Regions from separate parts of the Homo sapiens genome. Here regions 1, 2 and 3 are each linked to region 4. A link is an interaction called in ENCODE POLR2A ChIA-PET data of the cell type or tissue named here. Cell type or tissue: CD4-positive, alpha-beta T cell. All regions are shown on one strand. Links, peaks and the distances in the headings refer to the core of each region. The heading gives the core; the rest is flanking DNA. Region 1 overlaps FHIT (fragile histidine triad diadenosine triphosphatase). Region 2 overlaps FHIT (fragile histidine triad diadenosine triphosphatase). Region 3 overlaps FHIT (fragile histidine triad diadenosine triphosphatase). Region 4 overlaps FHIT (fragile histidine triad diadenosine triphosphatase).

Region 1 (5,725 bases), core at 559-4,558, 240 kb after region 4:
TCAGAGGCCATCTGTGAGTGTAGAGTTCAGACCTTTAAGAATTATGCTAATCAGTCTTTTTCTCATTTAAAGCGTTCATCTGATGACCACAATCTGAAACTTCTGGCTGTGACAAAGGGGAAACCATTCTAAGATTTCCTGCTAATTTCAAACACCCTCATCCTCACATACAGGCCACATAAGGGCCAGTTTCTAAGAAAAGAGCTAAGGATCTTTGAGCCAGGTAACAAGTTTTTTTAAAAGTGTGAGGAGAATTTTAATTGGTTTATAATATGAGTGGGAGATGATTTGCATTCATTTATAAAATCAAAAAGGAAGGTGCCTGAGCTGTTAAACTCGGGAATGGATTGTGTGTTTGAGTGGTGCGACCACTGATGTATAAAATGCACAGGAGAACCAATTCACTGAGGTAGGCACCTAGAGGAAAATTACTTACAACTAGATTTTCAGACCTTCTGCATCTGCCGGAGCCTGTGGCCTGGTCACTACAGGCGGGTAAGGAATGTTAAGCAGATTTCTGTGCAGAGAGGTCACTCCAGCATTGCAGTGGTTTGAACCTGGTAGGAGAAAGGGCACTTCTGACACAGCACATTGCCGTTCATTGCAAACCCTAAACACCCCCAGGACCTGATCGGGATGAATAGAAATCATCAGCTCTGGAATTAGGGGGTCCAAACACAAGGCTCTGTGGAATGATTGATGCTAAATTAATTGCTTGTTGAACAAATAAGCACATGAGTCGAAACTGGGAATTATAGCCCAGAGCAGTGCTTCTCAAACCTTAATGTGCCTATGAATTTCTTGGCGATCTTGTTAAAATAGAGTTTTTAGTTCAGTCGGTCTGAGATGAAGCCTAAGCTCCGGCATTTTTAACAAGCTCCCAAGTGATGCTGATGTCGCTGGTCTATAGACTACACTTGGTGTATCAAGAGAAGTTAAGAATTTGAGTTTGGCAAGCAGATAGAACCACATTCAAGTCCTGGCCACTTTCTGGCCGTGGAGCCTTAGGAAAATTACTTCCCTCCTCTGCACTTGATTCATGCAACAAATATGTATTGAATCTCACGTGTGGGCTGTTTAACTGTGCTTAAACAGCTGGAACAAGACAGAAAATGATGCCACTCTCCTAGGTCTTTAATTTGATGGGGAGACAGACAGGAAAAAAAGTTAAAGCAAAAATGTGTCATTACAATTTGTGATAACTGCTAGCAGTAATATTAATGGTGGCTAACATTTATTGAGAACCTACTATGGATGAGGCACTATTTAAGGAAGTTCACATATATCAACTCATTTAATCTTCATAACAACTCTGTTAGGTATGTATGCTCATCTTCTGTTTTCAGATACAAACACTGAGGCACAGGCAGGTGAGGTAACTTGCCGAACCTCACACACCAAAAAGTGGTAGAGACGTGATTTTAAGTCAATCGGTCCAGTTCTGGAATGAACGTTCTTGACTGGGGTCTGCATACTTTCTCTAAAAAGGGCCAGATGGTAAATATTTTAAGCTCTTCAGGCTATTCAGTTTCTGTCGCAAATCCTTAGCTCTGCTGCTGTAGCCCAAAAGCAGCCAAAGACAGTAAATGAGTGAGTGTGACTGTGTTCCAATAAAAGCCCCTTTACCAAATCAGGCACCTGGCCAGATTTGACCCAGTGGCTGTCGTCTGCCAATGCCTGTTCTTGATCATTATCCAAACCAGCGCATCTCACGCTGTAGGGCAGCCCTGTCCAAAATAAACATAATGGGAACCACACATGTGACTATCAGTTTTATAGTAGCCATATTAAAAAAACAGATAAAATTAATTGTAATATTTTATTTAATCCAAAATATCATAAATATTATTTCAGTAGGTAATTAACATGAAATAATTATTAATGAGATATTTTACAGTCTTTTTCACAGTGTCTCCTAAATCTGGTATGTACTTTACACCTGCAATACCTCTCAGTTCAGACAAGCCGTTTTACAGGGGCCTGGTAGTCACATGGGGCTGATGGCTAAGGTCCTGGGCGAGGCAGCTTTAAAGTATTGAGGAATCATTTGGGATGGGGCCTTATGTTCTGCTTTTCTAACAAGCCGCCAGGTGATGTTGGTCTGCAGTCCACACCCGGGACATCAAGATGAAGCCTGCCTCCCTGGGAAGAAAGGAAGAAAGTGCAGGAAGATGGCACAGGAGATGCCAGGCAGTGTAGGGTGCTCCAGGAAGGCTTCGTGAAAAGAGGGAATTAATTACATTGGAAATTGAGACCCAGAGGGTGAGAAGGAGCTAACTCAGGGAACAGTGGGAGGAAAAAGGTCTAAGCAGGATTTTAAAAACATTTTCGATTAAGTGAGTCAAAGCATGCAACCACTTAACATTGAGCTCATGAGGACTCCTAGATTTTTGTGACAATACAAAGGCAGAGAAGATACGCAGCTTTTTGGACCCTCTAGTGTCTCCCTCTCCCCATGCTGGATTAGGTACCCCCTTTCTGTGACTCCCACAGTTGCCCATATTTTCCTCATCACAGCACTTTACAGGCCTTTTGCAGGTGCCTGCTTATTTTCCGGGTCACCCACCGGGGCTGTGAGCTCTGGGCAGGCAGGGCTTGAAGCTTTATCATGGCTCTGCTCGAAGCCTGCTTGTCAGCTAGTGTGCTTTGACTGTGTGAGAATGAAGACAGGGGCCTTACAGAATAAGATTTCCACTCAAGATACAACTGAATTGTGGACCCCTTGAAAACCTTAAGGTGGAAACTCTCAAACAAAAAAATTCAGAGGAGGGAGATGAGCATTGTTTGTTTGAAGTAGGAAAAAGAGGACTTGTGGTACATATGAGCTTTGTGGTCACAGGCAGGTAAGCCACAAGCCGGAAAGCCTACAAATGTGTTCGTTGTGGCAGTCAAAGTAAGTACATGTGAATGAGCTTTGAGAGGGGGCCCTGGCCCTACACTTCCTACATGAGGCTGCTGCTTTTCTCCCTCGATATTCGCTGACCACCACAGGGCTGAATTTGGAGTTGTGGATGCACAAGCTAGTTGCAGTTATATGTAACATCGAGCTCTTCTGGGTGGTCTAAATCTAAAGCCCTGCAAACCCCACACCTCCAAACTCCACTAATGTTCATAGAAGGCTCACAGGGTTCTTTTGCCTTCTCGTTAGGATAATTTTAGACATTTTTTGTGGCATTGCCTCTCCTGAAGAGGCACTATGCACAGTGGTTACGAGAGCTGGCCTTGGCACCAGCCTGCCTGCATTTGCATCCCAGCCCTGTGCCTACCTGGGCCAGTTCCCCGACCTCTCTGTGCTCAGCTTCCTCATGTCTGAAATGGGGATAGTAACACTGCCACCCTGATAAGATGGTCATGAAGATTAATGAATAAATGTAAAGTGTTTAAAACAGTGTTTGCACACAGTCAGTGTTCACTGTTACTGTTCTAAATGGCTTCCACCTGCATTGCTGCATATGTTCCTCCCAGCAATCCTTCAGAAAAGGTGAGGCAAACCGGGGTGATTTCTGCCTAATAGCGTGGGTGATAAAAGTGAGATTCAAGGAGATGAAACAACATGACCCAGAGGGAGTGATAGAGCTCAAGTCCAGGTCTTCTAACTTCAAATTCACTTAACATTCACTTTATACTTGCTTTATGTGGGGCCTGGAATGTAGATTAGTGAATGCAGATCAACGAAGCACAGCAGAGCTCCCCCTCAGTGGTGGAGGTGGGTGTGCTAACATGGAGATACAAGCCAGTGACTGTGGAGGGGGACTGTCCTGGTCAAGGTTGTGCGAGTGCATGTTATGTGTTTGTTTTAGTGTGTCATAAAGTTGCTGGGCTCCTTGGAGGCAGATGTATCCTTTGTGGGCTTTAAAGCTGTGACTCATGGATCCCTGAGGGTGTACAAACCTTCTAGAAATTTCAAGTAAAGTGTATGCATTTATGTGTGTGCACACATTTTTCTAGGGAAAGGAGTCATACATAGCTTTGATCAGATTCTAAAAAGTGCTGACATGCCTAAAAATGATAAGCACTCCCGTTTTAGAGCAACTTAGAGGTAATTTGTGAAATTTTTTTATGACGAGAAGTCTGTGTCTTGAGTGTGAGCTTGTGCACGTTCCCCACAGACATAGAGACACTACTAGTCTGAAGAAGGAAAGTAATTCTTCTTAGGACAACCCTTCCTGCTGTTCTTCCATGTCAGCATTTCCAGTGATTTGCTGGGCCAAGGAGTAGCTGCCCTTTAGTAATTATTTAATTGCTTAGAACTTTATTTCCCCATCTGCAAAGTGGGAGGCGATAGCTTCTACTTCACAACACTCTATGGGGGGTTTCACCCTCAAACATACCCCAAATGTAATAGGCCCTCAATGAACCTGACCTCCCTTCTTTATCTGGTGTCAAGCTTTCCGTTGGATCTATTCCAGGAGATATTCTTGGAGAATTGTCTTTTTTAAAAATTATTATCATATTCCCATGCTTTTCCTCCTGGATAAAGGTTGTATCTTTTCCCCAGAATGATTCTCATTTCCTGTCTTTGGCCTTTATAGAGCAGGTTCATTCTCTCTTGTTCTCCTTCCATCTATTATGACATCTTGGGAAAGCCCACCTGTTCTTCCTTCTGCAATTCGATTCATTGAGTTGTGCTCTGTTATTTGTTGTCTTTTGTAATTGGTAAGTGGTATTTTTGGTCCATTATTGTCTTATGTGAGAAGAGAACAAAATAATCCCGCTACCCTCACCCTAAGAAAATTTAAATTCCATGTTGTTGCCCTCCAAAACTAGAGTGCAGGTATTTCAAGCAGTCATTTTACGTGTTAAATAAAAGAGGCGATGTGCAAATGTGAAAACAGGCACCATCTAAGCTTGACTTTTACCTTAGAAGCATTACAGTGTTCATAGTGCTTCATCCACTTCTGGGATTTGTTGTATTGATTCTTTCAGCCTCCTGGGCAGAAGCAGAGTGGCACAGGCATGGGTGAGGTCAAGGGTTGAGCATGGGAGTCCGAAAGGCCTGTTGTGGACTCCTTCCCTGCCACTTGACAGCTGTGCAGACCTGGACACATCACATAGCTTTTCTGAGCCTTGGCATCTGTGAAACGGGGAGTAGTGGTAACCAGAGTATATGTATTAGAGGGCTAGGGCTGCCGTAATCAAGTACCACAACCTGGGTGGGTGGCTTAAACAATGGAAATTTGTCGTTTTACAGTTCTGGCAACTACAAGCCCGAGGTGAAGGTGTCAGCAGAGCTGTTCCTCCTGAGGGCTCTAAGGGAGAATCTGTTCAGTGTGTCCACTTCACTGCTGGGAGTTTGCTGATGATCTTTGGCATTCCATGGCTTAGAGATCCGTCACCCCAATCTTTGCCTTCATCTTCACTTAATCTCTTTGCGTGCATGGCAGCTGCTGGGTCCAAATTTTCCCTTTGTATAAGGACACCAGTCATATTAGATTAAGGCTGACCCTAATGCCCTTCTTTTAACCTGATTACCTCTACAAAGACCCTATTTCCAAACCAAGTTACATTCTGAGACATTGTGGATTAGGGCTTCAACATATATTTCAGGAGGATGCAATTCAACCTATAGTAATAACTAATTACCACATAGGGTTGTTAGGACGATTCGATGAGATAGTCCACAAAAAAGAGCTTTTTGCAGTGCCTGGCACATGGTAAGCCCTAGGTGAATTGAGCCTTATTAGTGTGGGAACTTATCATGCCCTCGTTCAACCAGAAGCTGACC
Region 2 (5,725 bases), core at 543-4,542, 130 kb after region 4:
GGGAATTGAAGACGATCAATCAGAAGTTGGCAAGGTCTCCCGCTGTCCCTTGCTGAGTTAGGAGGCACTTGCCTCTCTCTGGGCTGGCTGATTTTTAATTCTTGGGCAGTCACCTGAATGCCTTTGGATTCTTGAGAAAGTGTAGGATGTGCTGCTGGATGCAACTGCTTCTCTCAGCTGATGCTGGCTGAGCTCTGGGCAATTGCACCCTGGTATTTTACTTCTATGTTATCTGCACACGTGGTACTTTTACTGCCCAGATATGAAGATGAGCAATCTGGAGCTTCAAGTTTTTATGACTGCTAATTAGTACCCTGTTTGTGCCCTTTTAATCTGTTATTATAATAGGATGGCATGACATGCAGTTTTTTCTTGGCTCTCTGACTGCTGCAGCCAGAGGGGGCTGTATTTGCACTTTCTCATTACCTGTGCGCTTAAAGAATATTAATAAAGATGAGTTTAAAAGGGCAATGTTCTGAAACTTTCTAGTCCTCACCACAAATGTGGAATTTAGATCCTGTTCTTCCCCAGGCTTTTGGCCCAAAGATGGTGCTCAGACTCCAGCGAACAGAGATGGGCCATGGGAAAGATTCCACTGCTACTGTTCTTGCTCTGGTTCGTTTTTAATATGAGATAGGAAGAGATGGGGGATCTGCGAGGCTATGTCACTTGATAAAGTCAAAAGTGAATTAGGCTGAAGTTCAAATTCTGGGTCTTTGGCTTATTATCTAGGAATCCCTGCACAATTGCTTTTCTTTCCATGTTGTTACTTTCCCCCTTCCAAGCCTCCCTGCTCCATACACACTTAGCCAACCAGCCAGCCAAAGTTATTTACTGACTGCTTAGGTACTCACTTCTTTGAGTGCCACAGGAATGCAAATTCCATGAGGTCAGGGGCCACATTTGTCTGGTTCTCTGGTAGCCCTGCAGCACCATTTCTGACAAATAGTTGGTTCTCAATAAATGAATGTCTAATAGACAAAAAAGACTTAATTTCTTGTCCTGTAAACAAGTATCAGAAAACTGTCTCACTGGACTGCGGAAATAATTGACTAGTAATTGCTGTGGTTTGGATGTTTGTGCCCTCCTAACCTCATGTTGAAATTTCATCCCCAATATTGGAAGTGGGGCCTCATGGGAAGTGTTTGGGTGATGAGGGTAGATCCATCATGAATAGATTAATGACCTCTCTGTTGGTGAGTTACTCCCTACTCTGTTAGTTCCCATGAAAGCTGGTTGTTAAAAAGAGTGTGGTGCCTCTTCCCTTCTCTCTTGCTTCCTCGCTCCCCATGTGATCTCTGCACACACAGCCCCCCTTCACCCTTGCCATGAGTGGAAGCAGCCAGAGGCCCTCACCAGAAGCCAAGGCCAATACCAGGCTTCTCGTACAGCCTGCAGAACTATAAGCCAGATAAACCTTCTTCTCTTCTTGAATTACCCAGCCTCAGGTATTTCTTTATGGTGACAACTAAACAGACTGAGACAGTAACATAATACCTGCACAGTGTCTAGTAAATAGTTGGTCCTAATTCAGTGGGAGTGAAGTTTGTTCTTTCCTCTGACTGTAGGAGCTGGGATGCTCAGGTGAAATGTGGCCTCAGGCTCACCTGGGAATGAGCGAGTGAAGTTAGGAGAGGTAAGAATGAACACTGCCTTTTTCCAGACTGTCACATATGATAGGAATGTGGAGGTCCTTGCTTCTGTCATTCTCTTCATTTGGTAGAAATTGTTCTGTAACCACAGAGCCACAGGAAGCCACTGCGATGCTATGATATTCAGAGGTCCAGAAAGCTGCCTTAGATTCTGCATATCAGAGCTTGCCCAATGGAATGGTGTTCCCCAAATGTGTCTTTTGCCTTGATCCCATAACCCTCCTATCCTTGCAAGGGATTGCCTGGCATTAGCTTCTCTTAGGGCCAGAGTTCTGAACATTTCAAGAAAAACTAGCAAATGTGCTCTTGGTTGAGGCCTGCCTGCCTGCTAGTTTTACTCACCCTGAGTATGTGCGAGTTCATATAAGTCACTATGGGAAACCTGGCACGTGCTTGCAATTCCCAGTATAAAGCTGATTTCTTTTGGAAAATGAAAGCAGCGCTCATGTCCTTTATACATGCCTTGAGGCTTACATGGAAAGAAGTCAGAGGAAAAAACCCACCTGTTGGTGACACCCCAGGCACATGTATTTCAGGGACTGAAAAAAAGCAGCATTCAAAGTAGCAGAGCTTTGCAAGGATGATGCAGTTAGGATGTGAAGCTGGCTCTTGAAAAGTGGATGATCAAACAGAGCACTGTACTCTACTAAACCGAAATCCAATAGGCTGCAGTTGCTGATGTTCTCATTCCATCATGAATTCTCAGAATAGCTTGGACCAAATCAAATCAGAGACATCAATCGTTAAAAAAAAAAAAAAAAAGCATCAGGTAGCATGTACTTTCTAGAAGCCCTTTAGGGCTGTTTCTGAGGGCATTTTTGTTCCTGCGGTCACTGTATCCTTCAGACTATCTTCAGTGGAGAGGACACATGGCAGCCCCCCGTGCTCAATGCTGCTTCCTGTTTCTTCAGCAATATTTTCAGTGTCTGAAGATGAGGTTGAACCATGATGAAGCTGTGATCTCCAGTGGCTGAGCCCAATGCTCATCCTGTTTCCTCTTCTGAACATATATAGAAAATGGACTTTGTGTGCTACCAAATGATCCTAATAGCAAACTGATGAGCTTTCTTTTGCGCCATAAGGGTGATAATAAAAGGAAGGATTTGAAAATATCTTTATTTGAACACATTTTTAAAAATTAGCAAATCTGTTTTGGCACTCCATTTTTGTTTTGCTTTATTTTGTTTTGGTGAATTTTTCTTACTGCTCTCTGAAATGTAAAACCACAGGAATAGTTGACTTAAGTTCATTTTTGTCCTTGAAATTAAATGTTACAGTTATAAACTATTTGGATACAATCAAATATTGTACAGAATCTTTTAACATTATTGAGACATACAGAGTGCATATTGTCCCAAGGATCTCACATTAATGACCTTTCAGTTTAATACTATCCTGCTATATACCCTGTAACTACTTCTCAGCAGCTCATTGGCAACTGACAAGGTGTTGACTTCTCCCATTCTATCCTGCCTGCTAAAAGTGGATTTTCCTACTGTCCCATAGCGTGACTCCCCTACCTACCCTCAAAATATGAGAAAGAGCTTTCAAATCTGTCACCATCTGGTAGCCTTGCTTTTGGGGAAGTAGCTGGTGTAGCTTGGCATTATAGCCAAATAAATAACTTTAGAGATAGGAAATGGTTTTACGGAACTTCAACAATGACACAATAAATGTCTTAGCCTCTAGTTTCCAACCATAATAAAGTTGTCCCTAGAAAAGTTGAGTGGTCAGTTTTTGCTGAGATACACAATAAAGTATATCTTTATTGTGTTGATATCCAGTGGTGTGCTGGTAAATATTAACAACTGGTTTTTGTGTATGCATGTGTGTGTATGTATGTGTGTATATATAAAAACATATATCCACATACCCTCATACATCTGACTGCTTATTATAAATTTTACTGATATAAAATGTGCACCACACAATTTGTGAGTAATCATAAAATATACACCAATCTTTATCATAGATTCTATATAGCCAATTTGATTCTCACAGAATGCTTTTGTTAATGTTTGTTGAATTCCTGTAATCACAGTCAACTTATGATTGTGATTCAGCCATGATTTGAAAATTCAGATAAGGAATAAATGCTTGGTTACTACCCAATTAAGCAAAGTTGCTCATGTCACTGACAAAACAGGTGTGCTTCAGACATGAATATTGGTTGACATTTTTGTTTACATAAACAAGACAAAAGTGAAGCCTAAGAATATATGTCAAAACTTTACTCATTTGTCAATCATATGAGTGACATTTTTGCCAAATCAGATAATAGATATAGAACACTAAAGGGTATTTTCTTAATTTTTTGTACTATTCACCATGTAACAGCTATTGACACAATATGCTTTTAAGCTTTGTCTCCATAATCATTATTTTCCCCCATCACTTTCTTAAATCTAGATAGCCAAGAAAACAGTTAATCTGTAGTGTTTCCAGTTTCCAGTTCATATGGCTGAATTGAAGCTACAAACCTGATGTCACTGCACAGACTTGGAAAGAGACGTGCGGTAGCACACTACTGAGAGTATTTCCACCACAAGATACAATAGACGTTGATATGGTTTGGCTGTGTCCCCACCCAAATCTCATGTTGAATAGTAGCTCCCATGATTCTCATGTGTTGTGAGACGGACCCTGTAAGAGATAATTGAATCATGGGGGCAGTTTCCCCCATACCATTCTCGTCGTAGTGAATAAGTCTCCTGAAATCTGATGGTTTTATAAGGGGAAAACCCTTGCACTTCGTTCTCATTCTCTCTTGCCTGCCACCACATAAAACATGCCTTTCACCTTCTACCATGATTGTGAGGCCTCCACAGCCACATGGAACTGTAAGTCCATTAAATCTCTTTTTCTTTTTAAAGTACCCAGTCTCAGGTGTGTCTTTATCAGCAGCATGAAAACAGACTAATACAGATGTATATAACCTAAGAGCATAGACAATAGTAAAATGTAGTGACATTATGAGGAATTACAGAGTTTTTAATATTTTCTTCCCTTTGTTTTTAATATTTATTACTTTCAAATTACACAATTTAATTTTTAATGGCTTTTTAAGCTACCAGCTTACAAAATTTCTGAAAATTATACAAACAGCTCTTGTGATCTGGTACAAACCAGCTCTCACACATCACTGCTTATATCCTCCTTATATGGGTCCTGAAATAAGCAGGAGACCCGGAAAATTTGGAAAGAATGGAGGTTTGCTGACCTAGTAAGGACACTGCCAAGAAAATAATTTCCACTGAACATTCTCATTTTCCTCCTCCGAACAGCATAGTCATGGCCAAAGTCATTTTAGCTTTGCCTTTTATCAGCTTAAGAAACTGTAGATCAGCTTTAGGCTTATGTGTTCAACACTAAGGAACATGCCATGTTTCTTCAGTGACAAAGGCAAAACCAAGGCTGATATAGGAAAGCAGGACCAATGGACCAAGGTGTTAGGTGTCATATGTTTTTGGGAGCAGCACCATTTGCCAGGGCATCTGTCTTCTTCCTCACAGTGTACTTCAGTTTTCTACATGTTCCTCCTACCAATATGAAGTTATTTGAAACTCTTAACCCCTCTGTACCTCCACCTACTTTCCTTGCCAGACTTCTCCTTAAAACATTTGCTTTGTAGGGATGTGAAAGTTATCTCTTTGATTGAGATAATGTAATTAAAGGGAAACTTGATTTCCTTGCCAAGTCTGGATTTCTCTACCGAGTTACCACCTCAGGGATTTCTAAAACTCAATTACAGTCTGCTCTGCTTGTTAGTGAAAACAAGGTGCTATAACGATCTCTCTTCCTGATAATCTGTTTTCTGCATTTAAATATTGTTAATATTTTTTTTCCTTAATCCAGCTAATTGAAGATGTGAGGGTGTTTCAATAGTATGATTCCTGAAATTTGTTTCATAAACGATATTAACTTTATACTTCCAAACATGTTAAAGTGTGAATATGTTTTAAATGTTTTGTTTTCCATATCTAAATGTATTTTAAGACTTTTACATTTTGCATTTCCTACCAGCAGTGTGTTTTATACTGAATGCAGGCATTTCAAAAGACTCCTATTTTGAG
Region 3 (5,725 bases), core at 615-4,614, 80 kb after region 4:
CCAGCTTGGTGAGCTTGCACAATTTATTTAATTCCAGTAAGCATCAGTGTGCTTACTGAAAAAAAAGGAGACAACAGTTTCTATTTTTTAGTGTTTTGGTGAGGATGTGATAATATACAGTACTAAGTACCATTCCAACATATAATATTCTTATGTAAATGGCAGCAAGTTTTATAACTGATAATGACTTAAAAATGGTGGGTGGATGAATGGTGTGCTATTACTATAAATACGTAAGTAAAGCTTTTTGGCTTATGTGAAAGAAATAATTAAGTGTTGTGTCAGTATTCTCTTTATAGAGAAGAAGAGGACTGAATTTGGGGGATTTATTTACCAGCCCGTGAAAGAACCCACATTTCTCTAGATGCAAAGCCTGCCTCATTCACATCTTTCAACTGACAGCCTCAGAATAGTGGGTGATGCATTTATTTCCATGTCTTTGTTACCCAGATTATATAGTTAACTTACTACTACAGGAGAAAAGAAGCCTGGGACTTCTTTTTGAGACAGCCATTGGTTTTCTTTGGTGGAAATAAGATGTTTTTGCCCTTTGGAAGTGGTCAAGGAGGGAGCCGGGTGCAAAATATCTACAGTAATTTGGGACTTAGAATCTACTGGAGGAAGCCCAAGGAGCAAAAAATTAGAGATAGGAGAATGGGAGGGAAGACTGTTAATTCCTTATGCCCAGATGTTTCCCTCCACATGGCAGTAACTACTCTTATTCTTTCCTTTAATTCACTTAGTAAAGGAAAATGGAAGAAGCCACTTGAAGTGTAATCGTCTCTCACTGTTCCTGTTTAGGTCTATTACAGAAACAGTAGGAAGATTTCTCATTTTGTTCTGTTTATTGCAGTAGGATTTAAAAAAAAAGGGAGGAGTTCTCTCAACACCTGTTTTCTTAATTGATTGTGATTACTTTGCCCCCAAAAGTGAGTGGCTTTTAAACGAAGTGGGTACATTCTCTTAAGCCACATTACCGTCTTATAAACCCATCGTTAAAATAGGAAAGGTGACAGAACTATGACAACAGCTCCCTTTCCTAGTCTGGATGAGAAGCCCATATGCCATTCCCCTCTTTCTCCTCATCTGCAATCAATGCTTCCTTTGCTTTACAAAGACAAATGCTAGACAAGGCATGTTTTCTTCCTACATGCCCTGTTTTGAGTTTGAGAGCAATGAGGAAGGAAGTCTATCTACTTTTTATCTGTTCTTTTTGTTCTGAATCTCAGTGGAAGAGCTCTTTAAAACAAACCAAAAAATAAAAAATAAAAAATAACTTCTCCTGGGTTTATCCAGTGCCTATCACAGCATTTTATGTGATCCAGTCTTTGGGATGATGATGAGCTACTCAGGCTTGCAGTGTGGAAGATGGGGGAAATTGATTGGCAAAATGGATGCATTGACACTTGCTCACCTCTGTGCTCATGGAGGAGGAATTGAAGAAGAACTTGCCAATGATTTCCACCTTGTGAGCTCAAAGCCAAAAGGAAAAGGCATATACCCAGGCTCTCAGAGTTCAGTGACACTTTATATAGCATCACATTCCATTATCTTGCTTTTTTTTTACTTGAAAAGATCTTAATTTTTGAAAATTTGAAATTTAAAGCTGTCTGGCTGCTAAAAGCTCCTTTAAACTCTCATTGTGGCTTGGAGCAATACATCATCAAAGCCATGGTGCTTAGATGATGTATGGCACCCATATATCAGGAGATCACCATCCCTCTTATGATATATTATTATAACTCACAATTGGAGCACCACCAGTGATGTATGGCTTAAAAACACAATTGTTAAGCCACGAAACTCAACAGAGTCTCCACAAATTCTAGGAGGTGTTTTCTGTTTATTTTTTTTGTTTAAACTGAATTTTTTTTTATTTTATTTTTTTCCTCGAAGTTTCCCAACTTGATTGGGACACTTTGAACACATGAAAAGCACTATGTTTCCTCTGTTTCCTGAAAGGCATACCAACTGCCTGAGCATTGCTAATATTCTAAGTGAAGGAGCTCATTGACAGTAGCATCAGAAACCATCAGTGTGCCTGTGCATTTTGACAGGCCACTAATTTGATTCTTGAGTTGATCATGCTGAGGTATCCTCAAAGTCCTGTAAGTGGCATTACTTCCAGTGACATTTATTTTAGAACTAAGTGGCTGTCAGTAATTTCATGCTGACCCTTGACTCGACTTAGTTGCAGAAGATGAGGCCTCCCCAAATCAAGAAAGGCGAAATCCAGCCATGTAGAACACACAGCTTTGGGGTTGGTGATGGTCTGGATGAAGTAGAATACATTCAGCAAGGCTCACCGTAGAATTAAGCCTTCTGGTTTAGAACAGAAGCAGGTTGTCAAAATTATTTTTAAAACTAATGTCCTGTAATATAGTCACTGCTGGAATTGACTGAATATTCAGAATGTGCAGCATTAGCTTAAGCACTTTACCTATGTATTTCACATAATCGGTATAAAAGTCTTATGCGTTGGGATACTGGTTTTATGCCCACTTGATAAATGAGGGAATATGAAAGAAGTTAAGGAATTGACTCAGTCAAAAGAATAGGTAGGATCTGAACCTTGGCCACCCATCTCCAGTGACTGAACACCAAACTGCTTAATTGTAGGGGCTTCTACCTTTCTGAGATCTGGGAAAGGTAGGTTGGGCAAGATGAGGTAGAAAGCACTGGAACACAAGTCAGGGTTTCGGGGTTCTCAAGGTTCCAGTCCCAGCCCTGCCATTGCTTTGTTATTGGTCTTCTAAAAGCCACTCTCCTCTTCTGTGAAATGAAGAAATTAATCACTCTTACCACCCCCCAACGTTTCCTAATTCTAATCCTAGTAGTTTTCAAAGATTTTCTGTTTGTTTGTTTTAGTAATAAATTCTTTTTGCAAATGAAATCGTGCATGGGATCCCAACATAGAAACAGATAAAACAGAGCTGCTCTGTTTGAATCACGGAGGGGGAACTGAAGCCTGCCGCCCTTTCTGGTGCCCCATTCTTACTTCCATCATGAGCTGCTCCTTGGCCATACCAGGCTTGTTCTGGAAGCTCTAGGGCTTTGGGATTTGCAGTTTAAGAACCTCTAACCAGATCTTTATCTGTCTGGTATCTCACCCATGAAAAGGAGACTAAATACTTGAACTTTCGGTTCAGCAGCAAATTATGAGACTCCAGGTGTCAGAAATGAGACAGCACTGTGCAAAGCATTGCTACAAGTGGGGTCTGTGCTCTGCCCACATTGTGTTACCCCCACCCACCATGGCTGCAATGCATCCTACCTAGCCTGACTTGCATCTGACTGGCCCTGGAAACCTGGCTTTTCTCACTCTCCAGGTGGGAGAAGGCAGAAGTGCTGGAGTATTGATGTCTCCCCAGGAGCAGTTCTCAACCAGTGAGGACAAAAGTTGGTGTATGAATACGCTAGTTCCCTCACACCTTGGCTGGGATAACTCTGGGATGCATATTCTTCACTGGTTCTCAGAGTTCTCTAGCAGGTTTTATAAGCTCCAGTCACATGAAATAATAACTCACTTGATCACACATCCTATATTGGCCTCCTTTCCTTTCTTGTTTCCTTCCCTTACTCGTGTTTCCAGGGATCATCCACCAAATAAACTACTTGCACTCTCATCCTTGCTTCAGGGTTTTTGTCTGGGGCAATTGAGACTAAAAAAAAAAAAAAAGCGTGTATCATATTTGTATCACTCTACATGAAGAAAAGGATTGTTATTGCTTGGTAGTGAGATTAACTGGTGATCTAAATTTTCTCCTATGTGTTTTTCTGTCTCTTCCAGATTTTCTATGCTGTAAGTTTTTGATGTTGATATTCAGCAAATGGAAACAATCTTATTGTTACATTACATTTGGTTATTCCAAGTTGAGAGCTGTTGGTGATTATACAAACATAGAACAATAGATGCTGGGCATGATCACCTGAGGTTGGGAGTTTGAGACCAGCCTGGCCAACATGGTGGAACCCCGTCTGTACTAAAAATGCAAAAAAAAATTAGCCGGGCATAGTGGCGTGCTCCTGTAGTCCCAGCTACTCAGGAGGCTGAGTCAGGAGAATCGCTTGAACTTGGGAGGCAGAGGTTGCAGTGAGCCGAGATCGTGCCACTGCACTCCAGCCTGGGTGACAGAGTGAGACCCTGTCTCAAAAAAAAAAAAAAAAAAAAAAAAACCAAAAAAACAATACGTGAAGATTTCTGAGTCTTGCTGAGGGAAAATTTTGTCTCTTCCTTACCTATAAAATTGGTAGAATAATACTTCATACAGGTGTTGTAGAGATAAGAAAAATGTGTAAACTATGCATTAAAAATATCAAGGCATCTGTATTCATTCTCTACTTGTTGCTATAACAAATTGCTGGAAACAGTGCATGGGTCATATGGTAACATTATTGTTAACCTTTTGGGGAACTGCAGAAACTTTTCTAAAGCAGCCGTACCATTTTACATCTGCACCAGCTTGTACAAGGGTTCCAATTTCTCCACTTCCTTGCCAGCATTTGTTATTATCTGTCCTTTTTTTTTTTTTTTTTTTTTTTTTTGAGATGAAGTCTCACTCTGTCGCCCAGGCTGGAGTGCAGTGGTGCAATCTCGGCTCACTGCAACTTCCACCTCCCAGGTTTAAGAGATTCTCCTACCTCAGCCTCCTGAGTAGCTGGGATTACAGGTGTGTGCCACCATGCCTGGCTAATTTTTGTATTTTTAGTAGAGACGGGGTTTCACTATATTGGCCAGGCTGGTCTCGAACTCCTGACCTTGTGATCCACCCGCCTTGGCCTCCCAAAGTGCTGGGATTACAGGCGTGAGCCGCCGCACCCGGCCTATCTGTCCTTTTTATTACAGTTGCCCTAGTATGTGTTAAGTGGTATTGTCTTTGTGGTTTTGGGCTAAGGATGTTGAGCATCTTTTCATGTATTCATTTATCCATCCTCTTTGGAGAAATGTCTATTCATATCCTTTGCCCATTTTACTTAGGATTTTTGTCTTTTTATTACTTAGTTGTAAGTAGTTCTTTATGTATTTTAGATATACTTCCCTTATCAGATAGGTGATTTGCAAATCCTTTCTGCCAGTCTCTGGCTTGGCTTTTCACATTCTTGCTTGTGGCCTTTGAAGTAGAAAGTTTACAATTTTGATGATGTTCACCCTCTTCCAGTTTTAAGGACTCCTGATGACATTGGGGCAACCTGGAAAATCTATGATACCTCTGCCAATCTTAAGGTCAGCTGCTTAATAACCTTAATTCATTTGCAGCCATAATTTATCTTTTGTAACTTAACATAATCACAGGTCAGGGATTAGGTCATGGATAACTTTGAAGGTGGCCATTATCGTTTTACCACAGTATCGTCTGTTGTTCTTTAGAATCAGACCTGCCTTCTGCAGTTGCTCATTGGCACATGTGAGGGAGAAGGATTCACACAGGGCCAACTGGTGGAGGTTGCAGGACACCAGCTGTGGAGCAGGGTAGCTCTTCAGCCTTCCTTGCTCTTTCCCCCGCCATGAGCCATGTTTCTATCCCTTAGAATTGAATTACAATATATTCTGACAAGGAAAAAGGATATCGATACAACCACACTGGCAATCCTCAGGTGAGTATGGGCAGAAGAGATGTGTTCAAAGAGATGGTGGAAGGAGCAGAGACAGCGCAGAAGAGGCAGAGCCTCTAAAAATGATGGCATTGCATGCTGTCTCTATTTCACCTCCTGCTTGCTCTGAAAC
Region 4 (5,725 bases), core at 845-4,844:
CTTGTGTGCCCGCTGCGGCCAGTGGAGCGCTTCCATGACCTGCGTCCTGATGAAGTGGCCGATTTGTTTCAGACGACCCAGAGAGTCGGGACAGTGGTGGAAAAACATTTCCATGGGACCTCTCTCACCTTTTCCATGCAGGTGAGTGTACAGATTTCTCAGAAATGATTTTTCTTCCCTTTCATATCCCGGCATTGGGCTTGCTCCTCCTGATATCTTACCAGGAGGGCAGATGTGATTGTTTGTATTTTAGGTAGCAGCCAAAAAAAGAGATTTCTAATGCAGGGCAACCCTACTGTCCATTGGCCCCAAGATGGACCGTGGGATAGTGTCTAAGGTGATGTCTGAGGCTTGTTTACCAAGCAGGTGGGAGTAATGGATAAGTGATTTAATGGACATTCAGACATTCCAAATTGCTTACTGGAACTGGGACTGGAAAAATCATTTTCATTCCATGGTAACTAATTTTTGAGCACTGCATAGACTAAGCCCTGCTCTAATTCCAGGGTGGCAGTGATATGCAGCTTAGGTTGGGCCTTACCTTTTGTCTGTCTTTAATTCAAGATGCAGAGATTGATCACAGATTAGTTAGAAGCTAGATTCACTGGTTGGGTGTGGCCCACTGACCAGTGAAGAAATCAGATCCCCAGTCACTGAAGATTTTTAGGCAGAGGTTGAGCCAACAGTTGTCAGGTTGGGAGAAGGATGTCCATGGTGAGTCATCAGTAGGGAATTGAGTAAATCCGTAGTAACATACCATGAGCTCCTTCAGGCCCTCTATGGAAAGGGCTGGGGTATCAATGTATAAAGTCCTTCATGGCTCTGAAATTGGATGACTCTGTAATTGCCCTTTAGAAGGACACACTTTCAAAATGTGAGGACTCTGTACTCAGCCTGTTAGTTAAACTGAATGTTTGCCATTCTTCCTCCCCTCCTTAGCTCTTTACCATAGAGCTTCAAAGAGACCAGATAAAGAAAGCCAGTGTTTTCAGGTTATGAAGGCTCTGACTAAAAGTGCTCATCTTCTTCTCAAACAGATTTTTTTCTTTCTTTTTTTGCTGCCATGTCTGTGTTAAGAGTAGCTAAACTTCCCCCAAATGCTTTGTGTGTATGTGTTGTATGTCAAACCATTTGAGTCCCCTTCAGGCAGGTAGTTCAGTTCAGAGTGGGTTTATCAAGCTTATGTTGCAAACCGTGTTTCTGGAGAGACTAAATGAAGGCAGTGAATGAAAACCTCTGTTAATGTTTAGTGAGATACAAGAATAAAAATCACATTTATAGGAAATGGCCATTGCTGGTTATGGAACATTTTTCACTAGAAAGTTAATTCCATAAATGTAAGAGCTGACTTGTGTTAGCACCTAGAGTACTTTCGTATATGCAATGTGGTCAAACTATTTTTTACTGTAACCTACAGTAAGATACATATTTATTTCAAAATCATGCCTGTCTCCCCTGACACACATATATGAAATATATGCATATGCCTATATTGATAAAGGAAACCAGAGTTTCACAAAACAATGTTTACTCATTCTGTGCAGTCTAATAGTTTTTATTCTATTAAGATCTGATTTCTGGCTGGGTGTGGTGGCTCACACCTGTAATCCCAGCACTTTGGGAGGCTAAGACCGGCAGCTCTCTTGAGCTCAGGAGTTTGAGATCAGCTTGGGCAACATGGCAAAACCCTGTCCCTAAGAAAAATACAAAAATTAGCCAGGCATGATGGTGCATGCCTGTAGTCCCAGTTACTCAGGAGGCTGAGGCAGGAGAATCACTTGAGTCCAGGAGGTCAAGGGTGCAGTGAGCCGCCATCATGCCACCATACTCTGGCCTGGACAACTGAGTAAGACCCTTTCTCAAAAAAAAAAAAAAAAAAAACAACAAAAAAAACACCTGATTTACATTGTTTGTAATGCTGATTGCAACCCATTAAGTTGACTTCATGACCCACTAATGGATTGTGACTCTAAGTTTGAAAATCCCTGATATACACAGTTATGCTTAATCCTTACGGCGGGAGTTCTCACCCCGTTAGTCAGGCTCATAGAGGTAGACAAACCTGGCTAAAGTTGCAGAGGTGAAATTCTATTTTGGAATTTCTGATTGTGGAGCCATTGCTTTGTTTGGCCATCTCAACCAGCTGAGTATCTGCTTTTGCTTTATATTATGGCTGGTGACTTGGTGAGTTTGCCCATTTCCAACTAAGCTTCAGAAACAGAGAAAGGGAACCAGTTTGGGAAAAGGGTCCAGCTACAATGAACACTACCATTTGTCTCCCACAAGGTCAGAATAGCCAGAGGACTCTTCCCATATGAAATACCCCATATTCTTCCTTAATGGCTTATGTTTATAGCAGATTTCCTGAGTAGAAGCTTAAAGTAATCAGACATTAATTAAACCACCTCTAAACATAACCAGAAGGTGTGATACTTCACCTCCCCAAACATTTTCAGCCTTCCTTTAATGCAATTAAAACCATAGCCTAGAGCAAAGAGCATGAAAAGTAGCAAGGAGTTGGCTTGCTGGATAATTTATATCATTTTTATACATAACTTCGCACTTACTCTCAGGCGGAAATGGAGAACTGTCTAATCCCGCACATTTGAAGCCAATGGTCCCCATGAGAATACTATAAATTAACACACAATGAAATTGCATCTAAATTATTAATGGGTGATATTTCTGAATAAGCAGGAGATACCATCTATCTATTCTCACCTCTGTTGGTTTTTTCCTACTTCTAGGATGGCCCCGAAGCCGGACAGACTGTGAAGGTGAGTGCTTATTATGTGCATACAAATTAATAAGAGGCGATTATGAGAACTAATAAAAAATCACAACGAGTCATATGCAGCACATTGCTGTTTCATTATGTTATCTTCGAGGTCAGAGAGACCCTCAGTGTTAGAGCCGTAAATCCTGACATTATAAACTCTGCCAAACAATATGTTTCCCATTGGTTTACAAGACATTTACTTTTAGTAGTAAAATTATTATTGTGCAAACGCTAAAACAGAAACTAAATCAAGGAGTCCGGAAACATAAGTCAAAGTGGTTCATGTGAGAGAGTGTCTAGGAAATAGCATGTGAGCTTCCTGTGGGTTTGTGCAGCCCCATGTTAAGCCTGGGGTGTCTTTGACACACCTTTGCTTCTTGACATAGTCTGCTTTTGCTTCATTGTTTTTGAGTGAAGCAATAACCGCAGCAGTAGCATCAAGCTGCCTCCCTTCCTTTCTGTTCTCCTGTGCTTCTCTCTGTTCTCCTTCTCGTCACCCCCACACCTACTCTTTTCCTCCCTGTGTACTTAATACCAAAGTTCAAACCTAATGGAGTCAGTGGAGCTCAAAGATGGGTTTTTAAGTGTGCTAGGAGAAGAAAGGAGGATTTATTAGGATAGTCTCTGCTTCTGTAGTAAAAATAAAATAATAAAATCCTGGCTGATTCAGAAGCTGGGTTTCAGCTCTTTTCATACAAATGCTAATTCCTATACGGGTAGATTCTGCACCTAAGTCATAGAAAAGGCTCTATTTTTGGTGCTAGAAGTCAGAAGCAAGTCAGGCTGGGATGTTAATGTTACACTTTGTTGAAATAAAGTTTAATGCTTCGAAGACTAGCTGTGAGTGGATAAGGTGCTGCCCACACAAACAATGCCAAATAAACGTAAGTTCCCTTTTGATCTTACTTTACTTTTGTCTTTAACACAGCTATTCTGGGACTTTTAAAATACAATCTCTGGGAAATACTTCTAAGCAGTGAAAGTTTATGTAGGGACTGCCACCATATGGGCTACCAAATTCCTTATCATAAAAAAGGGCTAGCCTCCTAATTGCTCTACACACAGGGTATGGTGATAGACACAGAGGCTTTCAGCTTTCCTCTGTCCCACTGTCTCACCTCCATGTGAGGCTCTAAATATACGGATGCAAAGAAAGGATTTAATACCTGTGGCTTCTTTTTGAAATCACTTCTTGAAATGCAAAACACAAATGTTTAAACTTGGTTCCAAGATTTTTTAAAACTCAGTATTCAAATGTAAATTCCAACTATACCGGATTAGTTAGATGCACTATGCAATATCTATTTGATGGAATTCCTTCAGCCATTGAAAGCGATACTGTAGAGGCATAGCTAGTGACATGGGGGAATGCACAAACTGTATTAAGTGGGATGCACAGAATGATAATAGGTGCATAGTAAGCATAGCTAAAACTTATATGAATAGATAGGTTATATGATCTCAAAATTTCATTTAGCCATTCTAAAGCGGGATAGAAAATATTTGCTATGCAACAGGCTCTGAATAGAGATAGAAAGTAGATTAGTGGTTGCCAGGGACTGGGACAAGGAAGGAATGGGGAATGATTCCTAATGGATACAGGTTCTTTTAGGGTAATGAAAACGTTGTGGACTTAGTGGTGATGGTTGTGCAACATTGTGAATATAATAAAGCCACTGAATTGTACGTTTTAAAATGGTGAATTTTATCATATTTGAATTATCTCTTGACTAAAAATAATAAACACACACACACAAAACAAATAAGCAGTGAGCCTAGCTGGGCTGATAACTATGGCTACAGATTGTGTAACTCCAATAGTAATTACTTTTTGATGTCCCAATTATCTGGCCAAAATGTGTAATGTTTTTGTTACCTTTGATGGTGATGATGATGGACTAATTCTTAACATATAGTACTTATATATGAATTGTTGAATGTGGTTATTGTTATCATCACCCTGATTATTTAGCTTAAGTTGAACTTTTTAAAACGATTCTGTTTTTTAAATCAGCAGGTTATGCTGTTTTGCACATCTTTCAGTTGTTTCCAACCTGATCACAGAAGTTTCCTGATATGAAATAATGGGGATATCTTGACTCGTTTGTAGAATATGGTGGTTATAAGAAAACCACCATACACACACACACACACACACACACACACACACACACACACACACACACACACACACACACACACATAAAATCCCAGAGAACAATGAAGGTTCCAAAGCTGTCCTTTTAGACAAAGTATCCATATCTAAAGTTGTTGAATCTGCTTTTCAAAATGCGATCTTTGTATCACCTGCATGAAAATTAACTTTGGTATCAGTTAACAACAACAAAAAGTTGATTCTCAGTTCTTATTCCAAATCTACTTATTTAGAATACTGTGACTGGGGCTTGGGAATCTTCATTATTAACAAGCACATCCCGTGATAGATATTTGCCAGCCTCAGTATTGTATGATGATAAAATATTGAGTGGCAATGGCCACATAATTATGACCCCTGGAAGCCAGTCTTGCAGTAGCCAGCCCCTCTAGGGGACAAAGCAGCATCTTTAATATTCAGCTGTCCAGTTGTGAATACTACAATTCAAGCCTCTGAGCATTTCATATTTTGGAATTCACACAGTTGCACATTTTAAGGCAGCATTTGACAACCTGCCATGGAAAGCACAGTGACTGTTCTCTTCATCTTTGCCTCTGTGTCTCATTCTTGAGATTCTGCCTGATCCCTGGGTTCTAAACCATTTTTGTCTCATGCTGAGTGGTAATAGCAATAAGCCCAGTAATGGTCTTTTCCCCTGGAGCACCTGTTGTTATCGTTAATGAAGGTGCACCACTGAGTTAGCCTCTTGAACATGATACCACTGTAGGGTTTTTTTGTTTCAGGGGCTTTAAATTCTGCTTTGCAAAGAACAAGCGTGGCCTTGCTTACTC

The links. Peaks named below come from ENCODE experiments on the same cell type or tissue, not always from the same donor. Only the 100,000 strongest peaks of a DNase experiment are listed, where the experiment ranks them.
Region 1: POLR2A ChIA-PET joins it to region 4 with 11 read pairs; 1 of 35 experiments calls an interaction of 5 or more read pairs at or near these places.
Region 2: POLR2A ChIA-PET joins it to region 4 with 5 read pairs; 2 of 35 experiments call an interaction of 5 or more read pairs at or near these places.
Region 3: POLR2A ChIA-PET joins it to region 4 with 7 read pairs; 3 of 35 experiments call an interaction of 5 or more read pairs at or near these places.

The regions. Positions count from the first base shown.
Region 1 is chr3:59,770,097-59,775,821 of GRCh38, reverse strand. All of the region lies in intron 8 of FHIT (fragile histidine triad diadenosine triphosphatase), which reads left to right. The region is part of intron 6 of CFAP20DC-DT (CFAP20DC divergent transcript); the gene reads right to left. Among named protein-coding and RNA genes, the nearest start is that of CFAP20DC-DT, 690 kb to the right of the region's middle. In CD4-positive, alpha-beta T cell, for the core only: no CTCF peak of the experiment used is centred there; a DNase peak (open chromatin) is centred at 2,851; H3K4me3 peaks cover 759 bases.
Region 2 is chr3:59,882,131-59,887,855 of GRCh38, reverse strand. The region is part of intron 8 of FHIT (fragile histidine triad diadenosine triphosphatase); the gene reads left to right. It overlaps LOC105377113 (a long non-coding RNA gene), which reads right to left. Exons shown (of 3, transcript XR_007095936.1): 3 at 1-5,725. Among named protein-coding and RNA genes, the nearest start is that of MIR548BB, 730 kb to the left of the region's middle. In CD4-positive, alpha-beta T cell, for the core only: no CTCF peak of the experiment used is centred there; no DNase peak of the experiment used is centred there.
Region 3 is chr3:59,927,815-59,933,539 of GRCh38, reverse strand. The region is part of intron 7 of FHIT (fragile histidine triad diadenosine triphosphatase); the gene reads left to right. Among named protein-coding and RNA genes, the nearest start is that of MIR548BB, 690 kb to the left of the region's middle. In CD4-positive, alpha-beta T cell, for the core only: no CTCF peak of the experiment used is centred there; no DNase peak of the experiment used is centred there; H3K27ac peaks cover 125 bases.
Region 4 is chr3:60,008,423-60,014,147 of GRCh38, reverse strand. FHIT (fragile histidine triad diadenosine triphosphatase) reads left to right here. Exons shown (of 10, transcript NM_002012.4): 6 at 1-141; 7 at 2,748-2,777. Among named protein-coding and RNA genes, the nearest start is that of MIR548BB, 610 kb to the left of the region's middle. RefSeq lists a silencer at 3,064-3,273. In CD4-positive, alpha-beta T cell, for the core only: no CTCF peak of the experiment used is centred there; DNase peaks (open chromatin) are centred at 3,127 and 3,597; H3K4me3 peaks cover 2,084 bases; H3K27ac peaks cover 3,629 bases.